2 separate regions of the Homo sapiens genome follow, and region 1 is linked to region 2. Evidence: chromatin contacts called from ENCODE Hi-C or POLR2A ChIA-PET data. All regions are on one chromosome and are shown on one strand. The core of a region is the stretch at or near the end of the contact, and the rest is flanking DNA. Distances in the headings are between cores, read along the strand shown.

What was found. A loop is a pair of places that touch in the nucleus more often than their neighbours do. ChIA-PET counts read pairs that join two places held with the same protein, here RNA polymerase II (POLR2A). Pooled maps may share reads with other maps.
Region 1: a loop to region 2 is called in a pooled map, with 6 times the contacts of the local background. The contact joins two enhancer-like sites. A Hi-C loop is called at or near these places in 2 of 50 pooled maps. POLR2A ChIA-PET finds 5 or more read pairs at or near these places in 2 of 52 experiments (activated CD8-positive, alpha-beta memory T cell and activated T-cell).

Annotation. Positions count from the first base shown.
Region 1 is chr13:30,846,069-30,851,655 of GRCh38, forward strand. No RefSeq gene overlaps it. Among named protein-coding and RNA genes, the nearest start is that of LINC00545, 34 kb to the right of the region's middle. RefSeq lists enhancers at 1,825-1,884, 1,995-2,084. Within about 2 kb of position 2,008, at least 5 of the 41 ENCODE cell types and tissues checked have a DNase peak (open chromatin) inside an H3K27ac peak, as active enhancers do.
Region 2 is chr13:30,144,632-30,150,585 of GRCh38, forward strand. No RefSeq gene overlaps it. Among named protein-coding and RNA genes, the nearest start is that of LINC00384, 5.5 kb to the right of the region's middle. RefSeq lists an enhancer at 1,394-1,823. Within about 2 kb of position 2,225, at least 3 of the 41 ENCODE cell types and tissues checked have a DNase peak (open chromatin) inside an H3K27ac peak, as active enhancers do.

The DNA.
Region 1 (5,587 bases), core at 758-3,257, 700 kb after region 2:
CACTGTGTAACAGAGGCCCACACTGTGCGCCTAAGCCCCCAACAATGTTGAGAGGTTTAATGACTTTTTTTGTTTGTTTTGGAGACAGGGTCTCACTCTGTTGCCCAGGGTGGAGTGCAGTGGTGTGATCATAGCTCACTGCAACCTCAAACTCCTGGGCTCCAACGATTCCTCTGCCTCAGCCTCCTGAGTAGCTGGGAATACAGGCATGCGCCACTACGCCCAGCAAATTTTATTTTTTGTAAAGACGGGGTCTCATTTTGTTGCCTCAGCTAGTCTCAACTCCTGGCCTCAAGTGACCCTCCTGCCTCAGCCTCCCAAAGTGCTGTGATTATAGGCATGAGCTACTATGCCCGGCCTTAATGACATTTTTAAAAGCATTTGTAAATGATGTTGAAAGTTATTCCAACACACTTACCACATAACACATTTGTTAGTCATCTGCTCTTAGTGATACATGTAACAATAGGATGTATCCATTCTTTCCCACCTCCTGACACCACTACCAAATACCTTTCTTGGCCTCAATGACTCTAAATGAACTTAGTTTAGACCAAACATGGGAGAAGGAAGAAAAAGCTGAAGGTTTATAGTTTATATTTAATTCTAATTTCCCCTTCTGAGAAACATTGTATTTTCATTAGAGGCATGGGTTGCCTGGGACATATGGTTATCAGGCCGGATTTTTAGTTGTCTACAAAGTAACACAGACATTACCAAAAAAAGTTCTCATGCAGTTGAATGACTAGGGAAAGGACCACCTGGATGGATGAAGATGTTGGTCTCAGCTGTGCACTCTTGCTGCCAGATTGCAGGGCTTACCTATCTCCTGATACTGAGCAGTTTCCAAACTAGTCACACAGATACCTAAGTAGGTCAGGTGCTCACAGCATGACTACTAAGTAGCTGCTCACTCTGCAGGAGGACGGGGAAGGGCTGGTCTGCTGCTTGCCGCAATGTTTGCTGCGCACTCAAAAAGTGCTGGGCCCTTGACCCTGGATTCCTCTGCTGAGGTGCATCCCACTGAGTGTGTAGCCCTCATCTGGGCCTGTTGCGCCATGGGACTCGGGGCAGGACGCCTGCTGCAAAGATGCTAGCACTCTCTGAAGTAAGTGAGTGTGCTGTGAATAATAACATCTTTCGTCTCTGATCCAGGAGTGTCATGTCTTCTGTCAGAATCCATGACACTTGTTAGCTCACAGCTGGGGTAAAACCTTAAACCTTCCACAGGTCTTGACATAAGAATCCAGCTATTGCATTAAAATATAACTAGTATATATTATAAAGCAGCTGCCAGTCCATGGAACAGGGAGAACTTGTGCTTAGGTGAGAGAGACACCTGGCCATGAACACTAACGGCCGTTTTAAAAGGAGACAAGCTTCTACTTCATTTGGATCTTAGGCAGTGGGGCATTCACATAAGATGATTGCTGGTTCGAAGGAAAGAACCAAAAAAAAAAAAAAAGAGAAACTTTTAGCTTTTGTTATGATTATGTTCCCAGCAAATTGATGATTTGTTTGAAGAATGAAAACTCCTAGAAGGGGTCACTGGAAAGGAAAAACTTAAAATGATGATGATCTGTAGGGTGATTTTCCTGAGAGAAAAGCATACTTTGCACTAATGGCTATCTTCCCAGTGAATTCATTTTGAAGCCAAAGTGGATAATTCCCAGCAGCCAGCCTCCACCCCAGGGGATCTATCCCCCATTCATCCAGACAGCAATGTTGATGGGTGGACAGTGGGGCAGCCCAGAGCCGAGTCCTTCCCTCACCCTTCCTGCCTGAAGTCGCCATCCCTCCATCAGCAGAGAGTGTAGTCAACTTGTTAACCACAGAGCAGGACACGTACGACTCCTTATTTCCTTATGTCTCTTTTAAGCACAGCTCCATTGCACCCATGTTCAATTTTAGCCTCAGCGTCTGCCCTTAGCCACAAGTTCCCGGCATCTCTGTGGGAATTCATGATTGTGAGAGGAAGACAAGCCCCGTGTGAAGGGATGATTCACCCTCTCCCTTGAGAGTTTCAGTCTCAAAGCTGCCAGCAAATGGGTCTTGATGGAGACAAGTAGGAGACTGAGTATTTGGGTAGATGTCGTCATTTTAAATCTCTGCTGGGAGGAAAAAAAAAACAACGAAAAAAATCAAAACAAAAGCCCTGTCAAACCGCATTATAGCCCTTCTCTACGTAATAACTAGGAGGTCAGAGTTGCAAAATGCATAGAGAAGAAGTATTCCTGTTCTACGAGGACTTTTAGGACAGGAAGAAAAAGCCATACAAAATGAGAAAGGCCTTGTTAAGGCTGGAAATGCTAACGTTTCACTGGTAGGTATCTGCTCTCGATGCAGTCTTCTCCATGGGTTCTGTGGTCCTTCTCCTCACCTTCCCACTGGCTGCATCCCCATCCTTCGTTTCCTCCTTGCTCTTTTGCTCAGGGTTGCCTTCTCTGCTTCTTAGTCACTTGTCCCATTTCTGTGGCTTCATTTCTGTCATTTTGTCCTTTCTCTTTTGATATATCAGACCATGATCTGGTTTGAGTTCTTTGTGCACACATGTATGTGTGTTAGATATTAAAAGAAAGAAAGAAAAAAATATATATATAATGCAGTGGGCAAAAAGCCCTAGGGCAGTTTGGAAACAGACAACAGCCTCAGCCTACTGCTTCGCATTCAGTATCTTGCCTCATCCTGCAAAAATCCTATGGAGCATTAATAGACCCAGTTTACAAATGAGGAACTGAGGCTCCCAGAGGTTGAGTAGCTTACCTGGGGTCACACAGGTGGTATACTGTGGAGCCATGGTCAGCTCTACTGCTCACTCTTCATTTCAGAGTGTGTCTAGCTAAGGGTGCTGGAAGGGAAGTGAGCCTCGAGCAGTGGGGTAGCTTGGATTTTGGAAGCAGCACACCTGGGTTCATAAATTGGCTTCTTCATGGACTAGCTCTGTGACTTAGCCTTTCTGGGATTAATAATAGTGATTCTCAGAGGGTCATTGTAAGGATTAAATGAGGCGATGGAGGAAAAGGTAGTGTGTCTGGCACATAGTAAATGCTTAATTAATGTAGCTAGGCCTGAAACCTAGGAGTCATCCTCAAATCTTCCCTTTTTCTCACATCCCACATCCAGTCCATCAGCAAGTCCTGTCAGCTCTACCTTCCATGTATCCAAACCTGGTCACTTCTCACCACCACCTCTTAACCTCAGTCCTCATCGCCTCTTACCAGGGAACTGAAACTTCCAACTGGCTCTGGGTTTCCACTCTTGTCCCCTTTGGCCAGGGCGATCCTGTTAAAATATAAGTCAGATTACACTCTTCCAATGTTTGGAACCCTCTGAAGATATCCAATATTATTGCACAAAGTTAATAGCTGAGGCCCAACAATGGGATGCTCAAGCCCGACAGCAGCACTTTACAAACTGTAATGTGCACATGAGCTACTGAAGATGTTGTGAAAGTGCAGCTCTGACTCAGTGGGTCTGGGGTAGAACCCAAGATTCTGCATTTCTATCAAGCACTCAGCTGCTGCTGCTGGTCCAAGACCCTAGTATTGAATAGCCAGATGCCACATTATCTGCACTCCACCTCCACCTTATCTCCTCTGTTATCCCCTTGCTAAACCTGCCCACCTTCATTGGCCTCCTTGTTGTGCCTCAACGCACCAAGTAGGTTCTACCTGAGGGCCTTTGAACGTCCTGTTTCTCTCTGTCTGGGAAATTCTATCTCCAGACACGTGATTAGCTCACTCCCTCACTTCCTTTAGGTATTGACTCCAATGTCACCCTCTCGGCAAAAGGTTGCCTGACATCTGTTCTTAAAATTGCATAACCCACCCCCAGCAACACTATTGGTTTCCATTCTCTTTGCTTTTGTTCATAGACTACAACTTTCTAACATCATACATATCATACTTATTTTGGTTTTTGTCAATCTTTCCCAGCTAGAAAGTAAGCCTTTTTTCAAAAGGTGAATTTATTTTTATATATTTGTCTTTAATTTTTTTAAGTGTTAGATTCAGGGGGTACCTGTACAGGTTTCTTACACGGGTGTATTGCATGATGCTGAGGTTTGGGCTTCTAATGATCCTGTCACCCAAGTAGTGAACATAGTACCCGATAGGTAGCTTTTCAACCCTTGACCCACTCTTTCCCACCTTTTGGGATCCCCCATGTTTATTGTTCCCATCTTTGTGTCCTGTGTACTCAATGTTTAGCTCCCACTTATAAGTGAAAACATGTGGTATTTGGTTTCCTGTTTCTGCACTAATTTGCTTAGGATAATGGTCTCCAGCTGCATCCATGCCATGTCGCTGCAAAGGACATGGTTTCATCCTTTTTTATGGCTGTGTAGTATTCCATGGTGTATATGTACCACATTTTCTTTATCCAGTCTACCAGTGATGGGCACCTGAGTTGATTCCATGTTTTTGCTATTGTGAACAGTAGTAGGATGAACATATGAGTGCAAATGTCTTTTTGGGAGAAGGATGTATTTTCTTTTGGGTATATACCCAGTCATGGGATTGCCAGGTTGAATGATAGTTCTATTTTTAATTCTTTGAGGAATGTCCAAACTGCTTTCCACAGGGGCTGAAATAAGTTACATTCCCACCAACAGTGTATGAGTTATTCCCTTAACAACCTCACCAACATCTGTTATTTTTTTACTTTTTAGCAATAGCCATTCTGACTGGTGCGAGGTGGTATCTCATTGTGGTTTTGTGTCTAATCATCTCTCTGATGATTAGTGATGTTGAGCATTTTTTCATGTGTTTGTTGGTTGCATGTATGTCTTCTTTTGAGAATTGTCTTTTCATGTACTTTGCCCACTTTATAACCAAGTTAGCTTATTGGTTTGTTTAAGTTTCTTATAGTTTCTGGGTACTAATCCTTTGCTGGATGCATAGTTTAGAAATATTTTCTCCCATTCTGCAGTTTGTCTGTTTGCTCTGTCAATAGTTTCTTTTGCTGTGCAGAGGCTCTCAGAAAGCAAGCTTGATGAGGTCACACAGCCTTGTCTCTTTGTTCAGTGCTGTAGATCCTCAGCTACAAGAAGAGTGCCTGGTATATAAAAGACATTCAATAAATACATGTCAATCAAATTATTATTATTATTATTTTATTCCTGCTGTCCAGATAGCACTGGACCAAGTCCCCTCAAAACAAAACAAAAATGAAAAATGAAAACCAAAAAAACAACAAAAAACCCTGTCTTGTTCCATTCAGGCTACTATAACAAAATATCTTGGGCTGGGTAACTTACAAATAGCAGAAATTGTTGTCCACAGTTCTGGAGGCCGAGAAGTCCAAGATCAAGGCACTGGAAGATTCATGTATAATGAGGAGGGTTCCTCGTGGTTGGTGCCTCTATGTGTCCTCACAGGGTGGGAGAAAAGGAGCAAATAGGCTCTCTCAAGCTATGAATAAGGGCATTCATCCCATGCATGAGGATGGAGCCCTCATGATCTAATCACCTCCCAAAGACCTCACGTCTTAATACTATCACATTGGGGATTAAGTTTCAACATGAATTTGGGGGGAAAAACATGCATTCAGATCATAGGATGCCCTCCCCCTTCCCCCCAAAAAAACA
Region 2 (5,954 bases), core at 975-3,474:
CATTCTTATACACGCAGAAATTTCATGTCCACTATTTAGTCTATTTCAGAGAAATTAGGGGAAGAACACTTCTACACTGCTAGACCTAAGGATAGTAGAACTAACAGTAATTGCTGAGTTGGAAGGAGAAGGTGTTCAGGAGATTGTTGGTTGTGACATCTGGGAGTGCCACTCACAAGTTGTCTAGCACAGCATTGGGGAACTGGTCCAAGATTTTCAAGACAAGATCTGCTGTCTTCTGGTAATCAAATAAAAATCAGTGGTCATTGGAAGAGAAAGTAGCCTTCTCCACTGCAGCAGGGAAGGGAAGTGAGGAGACCACCATGAGTGAAGAGCTGACCACCCCCAAGAAAGCCAGAGAGCTGCTGGTGCCCTCTGAGAAAAGGAAGAAGAGGAAGAAGAAAAGAAGGTGAAATGAAGGTCGAGCACCAAGCTCTTCGCCAGACTGAGGTTTAGGAAGCAAAGACTCACCATCCATGTAAGTTGATTCCCAGCGGGGACAGAACTACCATTTGGGGAAGGAGACATTTCTAGAAGCCATAATGCAGGAATGTCACCAGGGACACTAGACGTCCTGAAACGTGAGGGACCACCCACACAATGAAGAGTTTTCTCGAGTCCTTGGGATATTGATGTTTACAATCATCTAAGCTTAGAAACAAACTGCATTTTACATAAAAACACGAAGCATTTTTGAACTGTTTAAATATAAACTGAAATTTTCAGAAGTGCAACTACCAAGTTTATTTCAGAACCCTCCCAAGAGCTGTTCACAATTTCAGAAATACATGTCAACAGCGGCTCCGCTCATGGCATCCGACTTGTGATTGGAAAAGTTCAGTCTGCATTTGTGGTCCCATTCATAGTGACTTTACACGTATGTCCAAGCTTCTGAGCTCCTTGTTAGGTTGTCTGGTTAGACATGCCTGAGCCTTTATATTTTTTTAAGTGGAATGTATTATTATCAATTCCTTTCCTTATAGTTTCTATTTATATTAATGTTAGAGTAATATAAGGATTTTTTAAAAATCTATTTCAGGAAAATAAAGGAAAGTTACAAATGACAAAAAGTATTTGTCATTACGGGGGCCGTGGGGGGTCTGGGGAGAACCTCTGCCCAGATGTGGCCCGAGGTTTTCCTTGGTATGAATGAGGCTGCTCATGACCCCTAGAGACTCTGTTGCAGCCACAGCTGATCTGGTTTACGAAGGCTTGTGCCCACCCAGCTGGCTGCCTTCAGTTTACTCTGGAGTTGTTGGCATGGACCCAGCTCTCAAAACATCCCCCCGATCAGCATCCATTGTGCAATTTATCTCAATGTGGCTATAGACTCAAGCGAGAACAGGTAGATCGCAGGGAACAAGCTTGGTCTATGCAGCAGCAGAAGGATATGGATTTGAGCGGCCCCCTGGCAGAGGCTGTTTCCGACTCAGGCCTCCAGTTGTCCCCTAGGCCTCTCTCAAGAGGATTCTCGTCAATTTGACACAGTCATTTTGTTACCAGGGACATTCCGACACACTCGCTTTACTCTTGTTTTGACCCGAGGACATTTTGATATGAACAGAAACCATCAAGCTTTCAACTGTGTTTATCACCAAGTAAGGAATGAAACAGACACTCACCCACACCTGGGCCTCACTGTGTCTCATATCATGCTGAACCCCTACCCTCTGGGAACTGGAATGCTTTAAGGCTCAGGAAAGGCTGCTGTACCAATTTATTTGCAGTAGAAGTCTGTTTTTAGGCTGGGCATGGTGGCTCATGCCTGCAACCCCAACACTTTGGGAGGCCAAGACAGGAAGATCACTTGAGCCTAGGAGTTCAAGAGCTGCTTTGCAACACAGCAAGACCCCGTGTCTAAAAAAAAAAAAAAAAAAAAAAAAAAAAAAAAAAAAAAAAAAAGCTGGGCATGGTGGCACAAGCCTGTAGTCCCACTGTCCCACTTACTCAGGAGGCTGAGATGGAGGGATCACTTGAGCCCGGAAGGTTGAGGTTGCAGTGAGCTATGATCATGCCACTGCACTCCAGCCTGGGTAACAGAGCAAGACCTTGTCTCAAAAAAAAATTTGTTTTTACAGTTGGTATAGGTCTTTCTATATAGAAGAGACACTCAAAATGATCTCACCAAAGTTTCCAGAATCTCTCATTTCACCCCAACACCAGAGGAGAGGAAACAGGGCTAAGAAATGAAAGACCCCAGAAAGAAGTGTCCACTTGGCTGATGCCAGCTGAGCAGGAAATACACGGAAGGCTCGGCAGGGTGACAGGCAGATGGGCTGCTCTTACCACCTGCCCCTGCCTCACGGTGGAGAAGGTCAAGGAGCTAGATGCGACCCTCTAGCTCAGTGGTTCTCAACCCGGGCCTCACATTGGCATCACCTAGGAAGCTTTAGAAAAGTACAGATACCTGAGTCCCACCCCAGAAATTCTGCTGTCATCAGTCTGGGGCGTAGCTGAACATGGGTCTTTTTAAAATCCCCCCTACATGATTTCAGTGTGCAGCCCCCATCAGGAGCCTCTGCTAGAGCTGCCATCACAGCCTCTCCAGCACGCCTTTATTCTGGCATTTTCTATTTCTTCTTACTCCAGGGAGAAGGCTTTGGTGATTAATTCCCAAGCAAAACCGTTCATTACTCCTTAATAAGATGAATTTCTATCACCAACAATAAGTCAGCCTGTCTCTGCCTCCCTTCTGCTCTTGAGAAATCTCTGTGTGTCACCCTCTTTCTTCTCTTCAAACTCGTTTATACAGCCATCCTGGCCATCATAAGGTTGTTGTTTTGTTTTGGGTTACTTTTAGGGGGTGGCATGGGGAGGGGGTCATTGGGGAGGCGGCTAATGGCCAATACATCAAATTTAACCCAAGCAGATGTTGCAGAACTGGGAGGTTTGAGGCACTTGAGGAAGTCTTTCTAGGGCCTGGCTCTGAGCAGGACTCCCCTAGAGGGCCCTGGGGAGCCTTGGGCTGGCACTTGTGTTTGCAAAGTCCAAGGAAGAAACCACCTCTCATGCCTTTCCCTTAGGGGTTGTGTGACATCCATCCAGCTGTAAGTCAAAGTTACTTCCCCTTTGTTTTATGTTCCATCTTGATTTTAAACTATTATTACATCTGTTAGAGAGTACACTGTGCCTCCCAAAATGGATATGTTGAAGTCCTAATCCCCGCTACCTCTGAGTGTGACCTTATCTGGAAATAGGGTCATTGCAGATATGACGAGTTAAATTAAAATATGGTCATACTGGAGTAGGGTGGGCTTTTAGTCCAGGGCAACTCATGTCCTGATAAAAAGATGGCCTTGTGAAAACACACACATGAAAATGCCTTGTGAAGATGGGGGGTTGGAGTTGCCCAGCTGTGAGCCAAGAAACCCCAGAGATTGCCAGACACTCCAGCAGCCAAGAGAGGGGCAGCAAACAGATTCTCCCCCAGAGCCCTCAAGAGAGCACAGCCCTGCAAACCCCTTGATTTGGTACTTTCAGCCCCAGAACTGTGAGATAATAAATTTCTGTTGTTTTAAGCCACCCAGTTATAGTTTGGGTACTTTGTTACAGGAAATACAACACCCAGTTATAACGCCCACTTTTGTTTGTTTAAAAAAGGCAGGAAATTGTGGTAGTTGAGAGCACAAGCTTTAGAGATCAGCAGAGCTGGGCTGCACTCCCTCCTTGGCACTGACTGGCTCTGTGGCCTGGGTAAATAACTTGACACTTCTGAGCCTCAGTTTTTTCACCTGTGGAATGGGGCTAATAGAACCCTACATAGTAGAGCTGCTATGAGACTTGACATAGATGACATCTGAGAATGACTCACCCAGGGCCTGGTACTCATAGCCTGAAAAGCATGGGGCAAAGATGGGGCTTTGGGCAGGGGATTAGGAACATTAAGTCCACCTATGCGGAGGCACTTGGCTTAGGCCCAGGCCCCAGGTGGCGGGTGTCCATCTGGATAGTGGAAGGCAGAGGTCGGGCCAACTTCCTGCCTTCCTGAGATGCTGTCAGGGTGGAGGAGATGACGTGTGGAAGTCCTTGGAGTGAGCTGCCACGTTAGCACCAAATCACCAGCACGATCATTCCTTCCATTTGTCACTGACGATTTTATAGTCGCAACAAGACAGTTTTCAGTGTGAGGCGGGCCTCAGTTCACACCCCAGGCATCTGGCTGTCATGCAGCCACAGCAAACCTATTCGCTTGGGTCTTACTGCTTAATTATTGCAACTGGCATGGCTTCGGGTACCTTGAGAGCCCTTGGACATATACCATACGTTCTGGGCAGGAAGCTCTCCTGGCGTGAGGATGCTGCTTGTCACTCCAGCAGCTCCCCTCTGTTAAGTGGTGGATCTTCTCCAAATGCGCAGCCCCAAATGCACAGGAAGCCAAAGCTTGGCACTCAGAGCTGCCAGTGCCTTGCTCACGCAGGACCACTTGTCAGCCAGGCCGTCCAGCATTTGTCACCAGTGGTGATTCTCAGCCTGGCAATGGGAAGAGGCAGGCGGATGGTGAGCCAGGGAGCCAGTCTCATGTTTCACATTCTGGGAAGCCAGATTTGTACAAAATAGATCGAATCCAACAGTCCTTCATCCCCCAGGTCCAAGTGAAGAGCTACGTCCTGTGCCCATGCAGGTTGGCTCTTGGTATAGAGCCAAGGAGAGCTTGACTCCTTCCATCAACCAACCTATATTTATTGAGCATCTACTATGTGCCAGGGGCTGTGCTCAGCCCTGGTGATGCAGAAATGGGGAAGACTAGGGGAACCTCAGGAAGCACTGCATGCTCAGGCAGGGACAGCAAGATCAGGATCTGGGATGACGAGTCAGCCACCGAGGAGGTCAGGCAGGGATGAGTGTCCCTGAGCCTCATATGCCTGAGAAGAAGCCTCTGACAGAGCATCCTGCAGCAGGGCATGGGAGGGGGCCACTCCAGTCTATTAATGATACTCAGTTCACCAAGTTTTTACCAAGCCTCTACTATGGGCTGGGCATAGTAGAGGCTTGGTAAAAACTTGGGTTTCATTGATAAATGTTTAAAAGATCTCAGCCCTCACTGAACTTATATAAAGACCTCAGAGAATCCAAAATCTGCAAACTGAATACATTCTAATCCCTCTTGATCTGAGAATATTCCAGGGAAACTGGGGCTCTACGAAACCCAGCTTCTGCCTCACAGATTGGCCATGAGGCAAAGGACTTGGGCTGCCAGTGGCTTAGGACATCTTAGCTGCCAGCTTCCCTTCTCTGCCAGCAGCACGGGGGTTGGTCAGAGGTAAAACGAATGGGGGTCAAGTGTCAGTCATGGTACCCTGGAGTATTTCCAAATGCCTGATGCCAGGAAGTCTTGGCCCCAATTATTTTCTAAGGGACTAGGACAATATCTTGACTTCTCCAATTCCCAGTGTGGCACAAAGGGTCAATACAATACACCCTCTCTTTCATAGAGCCTGGTCACCTAAGCTGGAGTCCATAGACCATCCCAGAACTTTCTGCTGAAGGGCTGCCATCCAGCACAGACCACATAGGCCTATTGCATGGGAGAATCCAGCTTGTGCCTGTAGCCTCCTGGAGAGATTGGAGGGGCTGCTGAGTGGCCAGACACTGAGAGAACCTACAGGATTTTCACTGGAAAGATGAACTAGCAGTGGCTGGGCTGGAGGCACAGGGAGATGGGGACAGCACCCAGCAGGCAGGGCCCTGCTGGTCTGTCTGGGTTTGCATTTCACATCCCCGTGCTGAGGTATTTGGAGAGGAGGCACTTTCTGAAGGAAGAGGAGTAAGGCCTTTATCTTCAGGTGTGACCAGAGAAATATTCCTCCCCCAGGAGAAGAAAGGGAAAGCAAAAGGCAAATGAAATTTCAGAAGTGAATCAGGAATGAAAGACCAAGAATCTAGCTCAAGATATGTCAACTTGGATATTTGGGGCCAAATAATGAATTCTTTATTGGAGAAGGCTGTCCTGTGTA